Regions from separate parts of the Homo sapiens genome. Here region 1 is linked to region 2. Evidence: chromatin loops called from intact Hi-C (ENCODE). Cell type or tissue: psoas muscle. All regions are shown on one strand. Each heading gives the region's core, and the rest is flanking DNA. Links, peaks and the distances in the headings are about the cores only.

Region 1 (8,336 bases), core at 245-8,244, 53 kb before region 2:
ACAGGTGAGGCACATCTTTCAGGCAAGAAAGTTACATAATAAGGGAAAGATATCTTTACATACTCTGCAGGGATCCTCTAGTCTCCAGTTTCTTATCTTTGACATAAGTCATTTTACTGTGTTTCAGTTCAACTGATACCTCCTAGTGCCTTATGGGTATTTTATTCCATTTACTCTTAGTGATAATTTTTTATGTCAAAGATTTAGACAGTGGATCATTTGAACACATTTATTGTTTTTATTATTATCGTATATTTGAAATACACAGGCAGGGGGGAAAATTGATAACCTGAACATCTACCATCCCTTTATTTTTGGCCCAGGTGGCATGAGCATTCACTGACATCCCTAGGTAACTGAGCTTTTTATTGTGACCACAGTGTAGGTTACACACAGTACACAGTAGGTGCTCAATAGGTACTATTTGTATGAATGAATGAACAAATGAACGACCTAAGTTTTTTGACTTCCATAGTTGGTGATCTGACATGTGGGACCACTTCTTATTTATCTCTGTATCCCAAGTGTCTAGTATAATGTTTGTACAGAGTAGGTGTTGTTAAATTTTTTTGGAAAAAAAGAAAAAAAAGACAATAGGAGGGAAGAAAAGGAGAAAAGAGGAGAGGGAAGAATTCTGTGTATTCTTATCTAGCTGTCTAAGTTAAAAAGAATACTTAGTGGTTTTGGCCAGTTCCACTTTGACCTCATTTAAAGCCTTTTCAGTGCTCATTTTGAACAAGAGCAGTCAGAAAAGATTCCAGGGATAGCAATTACCTCTCTATATGTGAAAATGTTTTCCCAAGGGATAGAAGAAATAGAGAATTCTATTTTCATAAATTCTCAAGGCTACTCCTAATTGCCTATGGATTGGAAAATAATCCTTTGTCTTTGATGTTATTCTTTTTTTTTTTTTTGACTAAGTCTCGCTGTTGTCGACCTGGGCTGGAGTGCAATGGTGCGATCTTGGCTCACTGCAACCTCTGCCTCCTGGGTTCCAGCAATTCTCCTGCCTCAGCCTCCCGAGTTGCTGAGATTACAGGCACCCGCCACCATGCCCGGCTCATTTTTGCATTTTTAGTGGAGACAGGGTTTCACCATGTTGGCCAGGCTGGTCTCGAGCTCCTGACCTCAAGTGATCCACCTGCCTCGGCCTCCCAAAGTGCCAGGATTACAGGTGTGAGCCACCATGCCCTGCAGATGTTATTCTTTAACTATCTTTTAAAAGATAAAAAGCCAGCAGAGGTCTGTGGCTGAATTGCATTCCTCCTACCTGAACCCTGGAAGTCTGTGGTGGTTTAGGATATAATAATACTTCAGTTTACTCAGAGGTGAAAGTGAATAAAGTATAGCAAACAGATGGCTGTTAATATTGCATGCAGCACTTTAAAAAATTTTTTTAAATTATTTAAAAAATGTTTGTGGGTACATGGTGTATATATTTATGGGGTATATGAGATGTTTTGATACAGGCATGCAGTGTGAAACAAGCACGTCATGGGGAATGGAGCATCCACCCCTTACACATTTATCTTTTGAGTTACAAGCAATCCAGTGACATTCTTTAAGTTATTTAAAAATATACAATTAAGACGGCGCTGCATGTTTATATGTGGGATACACATCCTCATGCTGATACTTTGCCTCATGCCAGGTTGTTTAATCAGTGGCTTTGACAGTTACACAGTTACCTGCAGTGAGACGCCAGTAATACTTATAGAAACCAACCCACCGTAAGCTCTTGCTGTGAAGGTATTTAAATAATTAAAAACATTCCTTTATCAAAGGAGTCTCCTTCTGACAGTGGAATCCATAACTTTTGCAGCTTTTCAAAACATTCAGATGAAAGAGATGGTTGTGTTTTGTGCAGCACCATCAATTTTTTTTTAATGAGACCAAACTTTGTTCAAAACTTCATGAATTAAGAATCTTAATAATTTTAGATTGGGGTACCCAGCTTCTCAGGAGGATATGTAAAGTCTTCTTCCAAGAGAAATGAATGCTATAACTGCTACATAAGGAGATGTTTGTATTTTTTTGTTTGGATCTTGACAGGCTGTTTTTGTTTACACAGGAAGTTGCAGCAGTTGGCTTCAGGCTCAAATCTCTGAAGATCAGTGAGGAGGGAAACAGAAGGGCCTGAATGCACGCGTGCACGCGCGCGTGCACACACACACACACACACAAACACACACACACACACACAATCATCAGGTCTTACTCATTGTAGAGGAAACACAAACAGCCTCAAGAAAGGCCCTGAGAGTTAAGACGGGACACATCTGGAGGGGAAGGTCAAGAGAGGACATGACGCCGAAGTTGGGGAAATATCACCCTCTGAGCATCATTTTATTATTAAAAAAATTTTTTAAAATGACAGCCCTATACAACAGCAATAGCTTCTGAGATTCAAGCTATTGAAATTCACCCAGACAGGTCCAGATGGTCTGAAGCCCTTTCAGAAGGAAAGGCCCTGCTGTGGGGTTTAGAGACGCTACTGATGAGATTAACATGCCTCCAAAGATATGAGAAGGAGCAGGCACCATCTCTGTTAACACTTTGTCGCTGGATTGTCACCCATGGTGAGAACTGGATGAAATGGAGAACAAGGAGTGTTGTTATGGTAACAGAAAGAGGAGGTCACCATCAAGGAACCCGGAGAAGAGAACCTCTGTCCAGCATACTGAGGAACTCCAGTTTGAGTGGCAAGTTGTTCCTGCCCCGGGCAAAATATCCAACTGGATGAAGATCTCAACTCTTTGCATTCTAATCTTCCATTCTCCAAGCAAAACTTATAAGGAAAGGCATGTCCTGGCCAGTGGGCCAAGTATTCCCCTCTCCACTGCAAACAGATCAGCACATAAATCAATTTTCTCAAGTTTGGACATTCCCCCAACTCCAATACTTCTGAGTGAACTGATCAGAGCAAGGTTTTGAACCCAAAGATGAAACCTGAGGCCCAGCTTCTAGGACTCAATGACTCCATGACCTCAGCTGTTCATAAGGCTCCAGCTGACCTGAAGGGATTCTGGGTCTGACTCCTGCCACCTTGAATGCCCAGGGAGGGACTAAGGGCCCATAGTATAAAGCCCCCTAGGTTGCTTCAGTTAGCAATCAGTTGTCCACTTTGTGCCTTTTCTGACCTTGCATTGCAGCTTTCAGCATTGGTACCATAGATGCCCCACCTTCGTTAGTCTGAATTCCTGCTCACCTTTATGGGGCACTGTACTGTCTGTGAAGCTTTTCACATTCATGATCTCATTTGACCAAAATAACAAGCTTGAGCAGTAGGTAGTATTACTGTCCCCATTTCATGAATGAGAAAAATGAGGCTCAGAGAAGCAAGGTGACTTATACATGATCACTTACCTGTACCAAGACATTCTTGCTTGATTTCTATATGACATGGTAGTTATATCCTTTAACCACTGATCCACAAACAATTTTTAGCCTCATATTCCTGTGAAAATGTTTCTGTATTCCAAACATAGGTAAGTTTATTCATCTATAAATTGTAAAATCTATGACAATGTTCGTATATTGAGTGCATTATAGAAGATACAATAAAACATGTTTTAAACAGATAAAAAAAATGAAATAAATGATGTTTTAAAGATAACTCTATTAATTAAAAATTATTTTTGCTTTTGCTTCAATTATAAGTAATGTTAATTTTTAGGGATGTGATAGTCAAAATGTCAGTATTTATGAAAATCTTGGTTTAATACTTTGTCATGTAATGATTTTCAAGTTTGGTCCTCAATTTAATATATTTTGATTTTTTTTTTAAACTTTTTTTTTTTTTTGAGACAGAGTCTCACTCCGTCACCCAGGCTGGAGTGCATGGGCACGATTTCGACTCACTGCAACCTCCGCCTCCCATGTTCAAGTGATTCTCCTGCCTCAGCCTTTTGAGTAGCTGGGATTATAGCTGCCACCATGTCGGGCTAATTTTTGTATTTTTAGTAGAGATGGGGTTTCACCATATTGGCCAGGCTGGTCTCGAACTCCTGACCTCAAGTGACCTGCCTGCGTTGGCCTCCCAAACTGCTGGGATTACATGCAAGAGTCACCACACCCAGCCTAAAAATAATATTTTTATTTTGGAATAATTTTAGATTTATAAAATGTTACAGGCTGAGCACAGTGGCTCATGCCTGCCAGAGTGCTGAGATTACAGCACTCTGGCAGGCCAAGGTAGGAGGATCACCTGAGTCTAAGAGTTCAAGACCAACCTAGGCAACATGTCCAGACCCTGTCTCTACCAAAAAAAAAAAAAAAAAAAAAATTGCCAGGCATGGTGGCACATGCCTGTAGTCCCAACTACATGGGAGGCTAAGGTGGGAGGATGGCTTCAGCCCAGGAGGTCGAGGCTGCAATGAGCCATGTTCACACCACTGCACCCCAGCCTGGGCAACAGAGCAACGTCCTATCTCAAAAACACAAAGAACTTGTAAAGATAGTACAGACTTGTGTATATACCACTCCCCTCGTTTCTCCATTGTTAACATCTTACATTACCATGGTACATTTGTCAAAACTAAGAAACTGACATTGTTGCATTATTTTCAGCTAAACTCCAGACTTATTTGGATTTCATCACTTTGTCATTAATGTCCTCTTTCTGTTCCAGGAAGCTACCAAGGGTCCTAAATTGCATTTAGCTGTCATGTCTCCTCAGTCCGCTCTGGTCTGTAAGTTTCTCAGTCTTCTCTTGTTATTTATGACCTTGGCAGTCTTGGGAAGTATTAGCCAAATATCCTGTAAAATGCTCTTCAATCTGTGTGTCTGTTATTTTTCTCATGATTATGGTTATTATTATTATTAATAATAATTTTTAAAGAATAAAGAATTTCTATTTAAAAATAGCACAGAGGTCAAGTGCCCCTCCCACTATGTCATATCAGGGGTACGTGATAGCCACGTGCTGTCATAGAGGATGTTAGCCGTCACTTGGTTAAGACATTATTTGTTGGGCTTCCTCACTGAGGAGCTGCTGTTTTCCCCTTTTGCTACCCTATTGTTTGGAAGCAAGTCGCTATGTGTAGCCCACTTTCATGGCAGGGGACAGGGAGTTGAGAATTAAGTTCTACCCCCTAGAGAAGGAGTATCTACATACATTGTTTGGAATTCTGTAAAGGTTTGTCTCTCCCTTTTTAAAAATTTATTTATCCAATCATTTATTTACGTTAGCATTGACTCATGAATATTTATTTGATAATTTGGGTTATAATCCTATACTACATTATTTATTCTTTTGCTCAAAATTTTCCAGCTTTGGCCATTGTAAATTCTTTTATTTTTTAATTAATTAATTAATTTATTTATTTATTTGCATTCATGAGATCCCTTCCCCTTGAATCTGAGTTGGGATTTTGTTTTTCTATAGGTTATTGGGGAACAGATGGTGTTTGGTTACATGAGTAATTTCTTTAGTGGTGATTTGTGAGACTTTGGTGCACCCATCAACTGAGCAGCATACACTGCACCCAATTTGTTGTCTTTTATCCCTCACTCATTTCCCACCCTTTCCCCCTGAATACCCCTGAGTTCCTGGCCATTGTGAATTCTTTTAGATTGGCTCCTGTGTCCCTTTGACTTGCTACCATCCTTTTGTGGTTTTGGGGGATGGTTTCTTGCTCTCAGGTATTACAAGATGCTTCTGGTTCATCTTGTATTTTCTCTGCCCCAGTCCTGGAATCAGCCATTTCTTCTAGGAGTCCTGGTTTCTTTAGTAGGAGAATGGTATTTAGAGACCAAGATCTAAGCACTGGGTATGTTCATTGCTATTGGGGTGTCATTTCTTCTAGCCTCATTCAGTGGACAGGATTAAGATAGGCATGTACACTAACTTATGTATTCACGTAACACTTGGTTTTTAATGGACTACATAGAAAAAGATTTCTTACAATGATAAATAGACACAAATAGAAGAATTGCATCATTGGCTAAACTTTCTGAAACATCATACTTAATTTTTAATTGGATCCAGCAGTTATGCAAAGCTCTTTTGGTCAAATTCAGCTAGTAAACTTTAATATTCCCTAATGTTAGTCAGCTGGATCTTGCAAGTTAATGAAAAAGTGTTGCATTTTTGTGTTGTGGATTTGAAACGATTGAAATTTTTAAAATAGAAGATTTGTTAAAGCTAGAAATTCTCTTCCCAAGTTTTTTAAATATGCAGATATTAGAGACTTTATAGATGTCACACACTATTTTTGACAACAAAACTCTATGATTGTGGAACTGTTACCATTCATCCAGTTTCATACTTTATAGCATTAATTCCATTCAGACAATATTTACTTTCTCACTCATTGTGAACATATCACCTTTATTGGGAAGTGATAGAGTAGGAGTGTTTATTTTTATATGCTTATTTATTTTTCATTGTCATAAACTATACATCACATAAAAGTTACTATTTTAATCATTTTTTAGTGTACAGTTAGGTGGCATTAAGTGTATTCATGTTGTACAGCCACCACCATCAGCCATCTTCAGAATGTTTTCATCCTGTAAACCCGAAACCCTATAGTTAAACAACAACTTCATGTTCCTCTCTCCACACAGCCCCTGGTAACCGCTATTCCACTTTCTGTTTCTATGAAGTTGACTACTCTAGGTACCTAATGTAAGAAATAGAATATTAATATAATCAGAAATCTTTATTTTTTCTTCTCACATACCAATGGACCCCTGCTCTAAACAACACAGGAAGTAGTGAGGGTTGAGGAGTCGTGAGGGGGGCCTGAATCCTATCTTTTGTTTGCATGTCCTGCCCTCTCCACATTTGACAGTTGTCTCTAACTACTCTGGGTGACAGAGTAGGTCCAGGCACCTCTCTCCTGAGTGCTCTGCTGTCTCCCTGGTTGGCTGTGCCACCGACTCCCATTAATCACTCAGGTTAACCCCTTAATATCTCAAGTCCTCAGCCCAAGACACCTGGCTGAGAGTTCATCCATTTTCTTTATTTTTTCATAAGCAAATACAGCAGAAGGCTCTGAGGTCCTGGGGCACCTCTGTCAGGACTTAGAGTAAAACTTTGCTCAGTGAAATTGCTCTGGCCAGGAGCAGTGACCCACACCTATAATCCCAGCACTTTGGGAGGCCGAGTGGGGTAGATTGCTTGAGCCCAGAAGTTCGAGACCTGCCTGGACAACATGGCCAAATCCCATTTTAAAATAATAATCATAATAAATTTTTAAAAAGAGAAAAAAATTGCTCCTGGGCTCAGGACCTCCTGCCATATTGAGAAACATTCAAAAATTGCTAAAAGTTCTTGAGATTAATTGATGTAGGTAGAAAAGTTCCTGCAGAGACCTAGATATCAGGACTTTGGCTGTCTATACATGTGACAAAATAATTACCAGCCATTCTCACTGCTTTCTTATGAAACTCATTAGCCATAATCTATGTAGAAAACTGCATGGTCTGTGTGTGCAGCTATGTATATGTGTTCAACTAAGAGTTAGAATTGGAACAGGCTTGGAATTATTCTGTTTTCATCCATCTAGACCTTCTTTTGCTTCATTCGAAAAGACAACCATATTTAGATAGTTTAGTGCAAGTACATTTATTTAAACTATCAAGCAACCCATTTATTCATGCTGGAGTTTCCTCAAGCACTCCTGATGTTTTTTTTTTTTTCTTTTTTCTTTTTTTGTGAGAGGGTCTGCCAGGACACAAATCAGCACCCATTTCCCCGCTAGATCAACACTGACACTCTTCCGGCTGAAAAAGAATTTTTTTTTTTTATTTCAACTTACTAATTTGGCAGAAACACCGTGCTTCCATGCCAATCCAAATAGAAAAGACAGAAGGGGGCATATGAAAAGGGGAAGGGGAGAAATGTTTTGTAATTAACCTAGATGTACATATTAGCACTTCATTTTTTACCCCGTAACAGCATTGTGCCCCACAAATGGATATATGGGGCTGCAATTGAAAAATGTAAGCCTTTCAGTATCATGAAAAAAAAACTAGTGAAGTAAAAGAAAGTATAAAAGAAGTTGGGATCTTCATCAGTGCTCTCTCCTACAAATGTGCTCCAGTGGATTAAATACTACATTGATTCACACAAATCTTTCTTATCAAGAACTTTTCTCAATAATAAAGCAGAATTTCCAAAACTGTTATTACCTATGTGCAAATGGTTTCCCCATGGTTTTTTCCAACAAAAGTAACCTCCAGCAATGTAAGGAAGATATCACAAGCACAGTCCTGCCTGCTGTTCACAGATTCAGCACTGGGCACATGCGCATGATGCACATAAGCAAAGAACTAGGAGATGGCCAAGGCAGGACAGTTGGTTTCAGGCTGGGGAGGAGGGAGCGTGC
Region 2 (8,336 bases), core at 195-8,194:
AGACAGAGAAGTTTGAGATGTATTTCTAAGGTAGAAGCAGGGCTTGGTGAGGATGTAGAGTTGAGGGAGAGGGAGGAGTCAAGGGTGATTGGGCTTTTTCATCAGTATAAAGGTGATACTAGCATGGGGCTGGGGTGAGGGGAAGATGAGATGATGCTTCCTCCAGATTCTGAAACTTTAGTCTGAATGCAAGGCCTGGCTGCTGCTTCTGGGGGTGGGGAAGCTTGCCTGTGACCTGGAGGACCTGCAGGCCATCTTTGAGTTCAAAGCATCTTCAGCTCCATGGCTCAGTCCTTTCCAATCACATTCTTCTCTTCTTTCCTTTTCCCTTCTTTTCTCCCTGATCCCCAGCTCAATTCTCAATTCCTCCCAGAGCTCTTGACCAGAGAAATCCTGATCAGCTGATGATCTGCATGTGACCATGACCTTCCGTCTTCATATCCTCCAGAGTGGGGCTCAGAGGAGGCTCCACACTGAGGACCTGTGGGGCCCAACTCACTCTGTGCTGAAGGTGACAGGGTGGGGGGAGGAAGGCACTCATCCAGGATTCCTTCTTTTTTTAGAGATGGGTTTCACTCTGTTGCCCAGGCTGGAGTACAGTGGCATGATCCTAGCTCACTGCAGCCTCAAACTCTTGGGCCTAAGCAATCCTCCTGCCTCAGCCTGATGAGTAGCTGGGACTACAGATGCATGCCACCACACCCAGCTGATTTTTAAATTTTTTGTCTCACTATGTTGCCCAGGCTGGTCTTGAATTCATGGCCTCAAGTGACCTTCCTTCCCTGGCTTCCCAAAGCCCCGGGATGAGCCACCGCACCTGGTCCCAGGACTGTTCCTTAAAATTATCCTTAGAAAAGTTGCTAAGCCTGTTTTCTCATCAGTAGATCTATGAATCTGGCTCATTATCACAGCTGACATCATAGCCTTAGGGGTTTCTTGTTTGTTTTTTACCTTATCATTCTTCTGTTTGAATTTTTTTATTGTAGTCAAATATATATATTTATCATCTTAGCTATTTTTCAGTGTATAGTTCAGTGGCTTTAAGTATATTCACATTGTTGTGCAACCATCACCACCATCCATCTCCAGAATTCTTTTCATCCTGCCAAATGGAATCTTTGTGCCTGTGAAACAACTCCCCATCCCCCCCCCGGCAACCACCATTCTACTTTCTATCCCTATGCATTTTACTCTCTCTCTCTCTCTCTTTTTTTTTTTTTTTTTTTGAGATGGAGTCTCACTCTGTCGCCCAGGCTGGAGTGCAGTGGCGCGATCTCGGCTCACTGCAACCTCTGCCTCCGGGTTCAAGCGATTCTTCCACCTCAGCCTCCCAAGTAGGTGGGACTACAGGTGCCAGCCACCATGCCTGGCTAATTTTCGTATATTTAGTAGAGACAGGGGTTTCAGTATGTTGGCGAGGCTGGTCTCAAACTCCCGACCTCGTGATTGACCTGCCTTGGCCTCCCAAACTGCTGGGATTACAGGCGTGAGCCACCACGTCTGGCGGCATTTTACTCTCTTTTATAAGTAGAATCATATTGGTCCTTTTGTGACTGGCTTATTTCACAAAGCATAATGCCTCAAGTTTTATCCGTGTTGTAGCATGTGTTAGAATTTCCTCCCTTTTAAAGACTGAATCATATTCCACTGTATGGCTATACCATATTTTGTTTATCCATTCATTCAACAGTGAACACTAGGTTGTTCCACCTTTTGGCTATTGTGAGTAATGTTGCTATGAGCCTGGATGTACATCTATTTGTTACCCTGCTTTCACCTCTTTTGGGTCCCAGAAATAGAATTCCTGGACTATATGGTAATTGTGTGTTTAATTTTTGGAGAAATCACCATACTGTTTTCCATAGTGGCTGTACCATTTTACATTCCCACCAGCAATGCACAAAAGTTCTAATTTCTCCGCATCCTCGCCAACACTTATTTTGTTTTGTTTTTTTTTTTAAATAGCCATCTTACTGGGTATGAAGTAGTAGCTCATTGCGGTTGATTCAAATTTCCCTGACAATTAGTGATTGAATATCCTTCATGTACTTATTGGCCATTATATGTCTTCTGTGGAGAAATGTCCATGTCAGTCCTTGGTTCATTTTCAAATTGGGTTGCCTGTTTTGTTGTTGTTGCTGAGGTGCAGGAATCCTTTATATATCCTGGATATTAATCCTGTATCAGATATAGGGCTTTTGCACATATTTTCTCCTATTCTGTGGGTTGGCTTTCCACTCTGTTTATACTGGCCTTTGAGGCACAAAAGTCTGATGAAGTACAATTTATCTATATTTTTTCTTTTGCTGCCTGTACTTTTGGTGTCATATTCATAATTTGGGTTTTAAAAACGATTTTTTTTTTTCGGCAGGGCGTGGTGGCTCACGCCTGTAATCCCAGCTCTTTGTGAGGCTGATGCCTGCGGATCGCTTGAGGTACGGTTTGCGAGCAGCCTGGCCACCATGGTGAAACCCCGTCTCTACTAAAAATACAAAAATTAGCTGGGCTTGGTGGCCCACCCCTGTAGTCCCAGCTACTTGGGAGGCTGAGGTGGGAGAATTGCTTGAATTCAGGAGGCAGAGGTTGTAGTGAGCCAAGATTGTGCCTGGGCGACAGAGTGAGATTCCGTCTCAAAAAAAAAAAAAAAAAAAAAGAAAGAAAGAAAAAAAAGAAAGCCGGGCGCGGTGGCTCACGCCTGTAACCCCAACACTTTGGGAGGCAGAGGTGGGCGGATCACGAGGTCAGGAGTTCGAGACCAGCCTGGCCAACATAGTGAAACCCCGTCTCTACTAAAAACACAAAAAAATTAGCTGGGCCTGGTGGCACACGCATGTAATCCCAGCTACTCGGGAGGCCGAGGCAGGAGAATCGCTTGAACCCGGGAGGTGGAGGTTGCAGTGAGCCGAGGTCACGCCATTGGTTAGTAAACTCCGGGCTGAAAATTCATATCCTAAGCTCCCTTCAGGGATCCCCATTTGCCCTGAAAGACAAGGCTGGTGCCCCAGTGAGATCTGAAACATGCTCCAGGACCAGGACCCTGTAGTTTCATCAACTGCAGACAGTGCGGGGGAAAAAGCATTTCGGTCTTTTCATTTGTTCGTCATGTTCAAGGTGCCCCCTTATGTTAAAAAATTAAAAAAAAAAAAAAAGAAAGAAAAAAGAAATCTCCTGGAACGGAGAATCTATGAAATGTTTCAATATGTATTCATTTTGGGGCACTACCTTTTACTAGAGCAAAGAATCCCCTACTTAGAGGGAACCAATGGATTGGTTACACCGTGTTACCAAGTCCTCAGGAGGGCAAACTGAAAAGCTGCAAGCACTGCCCGGCCAGTGTTCGATTGCTTTTGGTGGACTAGTGCGTCTGAGTAGCCATCTGTAATGTCAACATGTGGCAGAAAGTTTCTCCGCACCTCCCTCGCCCCAGCTCCACTCACCACTTAGTGTATGTTTTAAAGCAATAAAGCGATGGGTCTGCTTAGAGGGGGTTCTAAAGAGAAAGATAAACACGGGCTTTATTAAGTATACAGCAGGGCAATGTGACGGGCGACCACGAAGGGAACTCAGGGAGCCTCTCAGCAGCCCGGCCTCCTTTCGTAACAAAACTGGAGTCAACCCGATCATTTTAGGGGCGCTGGGTGGAAGGCTGGCTTTTCCAGCCAAGGCAGGATGTGCTGGCTTTTTCTCTGGAGGTGTCCAAGAGCGCAGAGAGAGTGTCTAATGGTGACTTCGGATTCTGGCCACTCGGGCTCTCCCTGGGTGACAGAGAGAGTGTTCCCTGCTGCTTGGTCTCCTTCAGGCGTCAACCAGCGCACGCACTTGGAAACTCTGAACCCGGAGGACGTTCTGTACCTCTCCATGCCCCAGAGCCGTTTGGGGAAGGGCCCACCTTACCCCCCGCCACCCCCGGGGCACAGCAGCTCCCCATCCTCTCGCCCAACACTTGCTAGGTAGTTTGGGGTGTAGAAGCGACCCCAGCAGCAGCGGCACCTTAGGTGCTCGCCGAAGGTGAACGCTGGACCGCCCCGGGAAGGGCTTTGCTCCCGACTTCATCCCGACGCTGGTGCAACGGGAAAAAGAGAGAGCCCGCGCGAGTGGGGCCAGGGCGCGCAGGAGAGGGCGGGCGAGAAAGTGCCCGGCGAGGGCAGGCGCGGGCCGAGGGCGGGGCGGGCGCGGGAGGGCGCGAGAGGGGCGTGGGCGCGGCCGCTCGCTCGGCCGGGTCGGGCCAGGGGGAGGGGCGCTGGGAGAGCGAGAGCGGCGCGCGCGGCAGCCCCGAGGCAGCAGAGCGCGGAGCCGGGAGCGCGGGGAGCGCGGGCCGGCGGCGGCGAGGGAGGACGGGGGCGCAGACGGCCGGCGCGCGGCGCGGCTACCATGGGCGTGCGGTGAGCAGCCGCTCGGGACGACTTCCTCGGCTGCGCGGCGCTCGCGCGGAGCTCCCCGGCCGGCGGTGCGTCCCCACGGTCACCATGAAAGGTAGGGCGGCGGCAGCTCCGCGGGGCTCTGGGCGGGGGGAACGGGCTTCGGGGCGCGCGGGAGGCCACGGAGGTGCCTCCCGCGCGAACCTTCCCTTGGGCTGCGGGCCCGGGGAGTCGGGGCTGCCAGGGCGCCGGGTTCGTGCGCGGACACTGGGGGCGCACCCGGCTCCCGGGTCAGGCGCGGCTGGAGACCTCGAGGTTGGGGTTTTGAAGCGCGCAAGTATTCCCCTCCCCATCGCGTCTTTGCAAGTAGTTTGAAGCCCTAAGTCGTTGTTTACGGATTCCCGTTTCCAACTTTTTAATTGAAAAAACCTGCCGAGGAGAGTGGAGGCATCGCCATCCCTCCCGGTCGCTTTTCCACGCCGCAGCGCTCCCCACGCTCGCCCAGTCCTCTCTCCTCCCGCCTCTAGCCGTTTCCCGGCCCGAGCGGTCCCCGCGCTGGCGGCCGGGTGTTTTCTCCGGGACTGGGGATGTTCTCCGTGCGCCCTCGCCACATCTGGCAATGATTAGGTGCCCGAGGAGTTCAGCTGGCTCGGGAAGTGCATTTGGCATCTTTCTCCATCAGATTCACCGACTGGAAAATAGTTGCCCTCGGTTCCGCGTCCCTTCCACGTGCCCGCCTTGGGGTGTGCCCACTGGTGTTTTGGGGTGACACACCTCAGCTGGTTAGTCGCCCCCTGCGCGGTGTCCTCTGCAGGCCGGTTTATGGAAGTGTCAGATGTTATCGTACTTTAGAAAGAAGCACGAGAAGGACTGCAGGGCAGCCTTCTGTTTAGTGGAAACACGGAGATTTGTCAGCGGAATCCTGATTTATGTATGAGATAAGTAACCGCAGCGGAGGCATCAAAGAGTCGTTCAGGAATGGGCCCGCGTGGTGTTTACACAAGGCTTCGTGTGAGAGTTGCTGGTTCTGTGCTAGGATAACACAGCCCTGCGTGGGTGCGAAATGCCATCTGACCGCGGTCACCCCGCTTCCAGCCGCCACAGACCTGGCGATGCAATCGCTTTGACTTCTAGGGTTGCCGTCCGAGGGAGGCGCCCGGGAAGCCCCAAGGCGCTTGGAAAGTAACTTTTGGCTCTGGAAAGTTTTTTTTCTGAAGGGCAGCTCCCGCGGAACTAACCGGAGCGATGATATCCTACCAATTCACTCCCTTTCCAAGGGCGTTAGGTGTCCACGTCGGGAGACCTCGGGAAGGGAGGTGACTGATGGCCAGGTGAAAAGTGGTCTGCCCCAGGGAAAAAGAAACAAAAGACACGATACAACTGCCTACCTAGAGAATTTCAAAATGCAGTGGCTTGCTTTCCTTCTGTCTCCATCTCAGTTTCTCTTCCCTCATTTACATTCTAGGAAATACACACATTCCTTAGCTGGCTCTGATTGAGGAGACTCCCTAGAAAGGAAAGAATTTCACATGGCTAAAAGTTATCTGGGGCTCAGTTATCATTTTAGCCAGAAGTGAATCTTCTCTGCTGGTCATTAAGACCAGTGGTTTTTAAAACTTGGGAAGATTAACCACCTACCCACTCCATCAGCTCCCACGTGGGTTCTTAAACCCTGAAACTTTTGTTATGCTTTTTACTGGGTAAAGGACCGCTATTGCACTTGAGACACTTTTCCACTTTACATTTGCACTGGAAAACATACCCAGAAGTCCTAAACACATTTTTGGAGAGATTTATGCTGCATTCTGGACCAGATGGTGGCCTACCCGCTGTGGTCTAGCGCTGCCCAGAAGCCCCATACACTTTCCGCCCCAGTCGGGGAGGTTGATGGAGGGACGGACTGGTGAATCCCCGGGTAGACTAATCATTTTGAAGCCCTCTTTTAAAAACGAAAATATTCCAGCGGGGCGCGGTGGCTCACACCTGTAATCCCAGCACTTTGGGAGGCCGAGGTGGGCAAGATCACTCGAAGTCAGGAGTTCGAGACCAGCCTGGCCAACATTGTGAAATCCTGTCTTTACTAAAAATACAAAAAATTAGCTGGGCGTGGTGGCAGGCACCTGTAATCCCAGCTACTTGAGAGGCTGAGGCAGGAGAATCACTTGAACCCAGGAGATGGAGGTTGCAGTGAGCCGAGATCGAGCCATTGCACTCCAGCCTGGGTGACAAGAGCGAGACTCCGTCTAAAAAAAAAAAAAAGAAAAAAAATATTCCATGAGAGTTTTGCCTACCAATTATTACCACGTAATCTGTATTTATTACATTTGTCTGAGTGGTGGGGTGGGGACGGGAGGGGCAGTAATAATTTTTTAGTACCTACTAAGTGCCAGCCACTGTACTATATACACTACAAACACATTGCAATTAATCCTCTCAACAGCCCTGAGAGTAGACATTTCAATCCTAACAGTATAGGTATGAAAACTGAGTCTAGAAGAAATAGGAACTGGCAACTAGGAGGATAGAGTAGGCATCTAAAGACAAGCCTTGTCAGTTACCCCGTGTGGCTTGGAAGGCCCTAAGACACCAAATAGATAACCTCTGGTGAAGATGACTGGAAAAAAAAGTGAATCTGAGACAACTAACTAGCCAAGTAACCCACAATTGGTGCTGTATCCAGGAAGAGGTGGAGCCAACCAGTTGCATGTGAGGCTTTGGAAGCCTAGACAAAAACGGAAAGCTGCTTTTACCAAGTGGAATTGTTTTGACCATTTGCCATAGGGAACCAACTAAAGATTTTCCCCGGGTTCCTGATTACATCAAATAGTTGTTAACTCCCCGTGCTTCAGAAAGCCAACATGATAGAAAGCAACGACAAGCCTTGTAAATTCTTAGAATAAACGTGTTAATCTAAAACATTCTTGGCCAGGTGCAGTGGCTCATGCCTGTAATCCCAGCACTTTGGGAGGCTGAGGCAGGCGGATCACCATATAGTGAAACCAGCCTGGCCAACATGTAATGAAACCCTGTCTCTACTAAAAAATACAAAAATTATCTGGGCCTGGTGGCGCATGCCTGTAGTCCCAGCTACTTGGGAAGCTGAGGCAGGAGAATAGCTTGAACCCGGGAGGTGGAGGTTGCAATGAGCCGAGATCGTGCCACTGCACTTCAGCGCAGGTGACAGAAGCAAGACTCTCTCAAACACACACACACACACACACACACACACACACACACACCCCATTCTTTAGCCAAATTGAAAATCAGTGGACACCATAGAAGTTAAAGAAGTTCATTTGCAAAAGCAAATATTCCTGTGCAAGTCAGATGCCTTTTTAGGGTACCAACGTGACTTTCTAATTCTGATATTTAAACCTGGATATGGCCTTTGTAGTGACCAGGCTCTTGGAGTGTAATCCTGCATCTGCCAGTCAGTCACAGCGCCACCTATCTGTTGCATTCAGCAAACATCCATTTCCTCCATCCCTGGAGTCACAAGTACCAAAATAATGACATCATTATATATTACCCAGAAGAAAATGACTTTCCCCGTTGCTGCAGTACTTGAAGTCTTCCAAACTGATTAAAACATGAAGTTTGTTTTAATTTATTTCCAATTTCATTTTCAATTAGCTGTACTACACCATCAATCTCATGGCTTTTTGGATACATATTCACATTCTTGACGAAGGAATCTGACTCCTCTAGAGTTACGTGTGTCGTTAACTAAATCACATTCTTGGTTCTTAAAGTTGGGGATATTGGTTAGTTTCAGTGCAGCAGCACTTGTTGCCTAAGAGACAACCAAAAACAGCTGCCACCACCCGGGACCACAGAGGTCCAAACCAGTGTTATAATTTAACACAGAGAGGAGGCTGGTGCCATGAAAACACAGTGTTCAGCTGCTTATTTTTGTACTTTTGTGCATAAATATTTCTGAAATACAGTTTGGCAATAATATATTTAAAATGCACTAGT

The links. Peaks named below come from ENCODE experiments on the same cell type or tissue, not always from the same donor. Only the 100,000 strongest peaks of a DNase experiment are listed, where the experiment ranks them.
Region 1: a loop joins it to region 2, with 2.4 times the contacts of the local background. A loop is called at or near these places in 3 of 110 quality-filtered maps.

What each region holds. Positions count from the first base shown.
Region 1 is chr18:550,091-558,426 of GRCh38, reverse strand. No RefSeq gene overlaps it. Among named protein-coding and RNA genes, the nearest start is that of CETN1, 26 kb to the left of the region's middle. In psoas muscle, for the core only: no CTCF peak of the experiment used is centred there; no DNase peak of the experiment used is centred there.
Region 2 is chr18:496,645-504,980 of GRCh38, reverse strand. COLEC12 (collectin subfamily member 12) reads left to right here and starts at 4,280. Exons shown (of 10, transcript NM_130386.3): 1 at 4,280-4,473. The coding sequence starts at 4,467. In psoas muscle, for the core only: a CTCF peak has its summit at 7,824; DNase peaks (open chromatin) are centred at 4,190 and 4,580; H3K4me3 peaks cover 2,324 bases; H3K27me3 peaks cover 4,241 bases.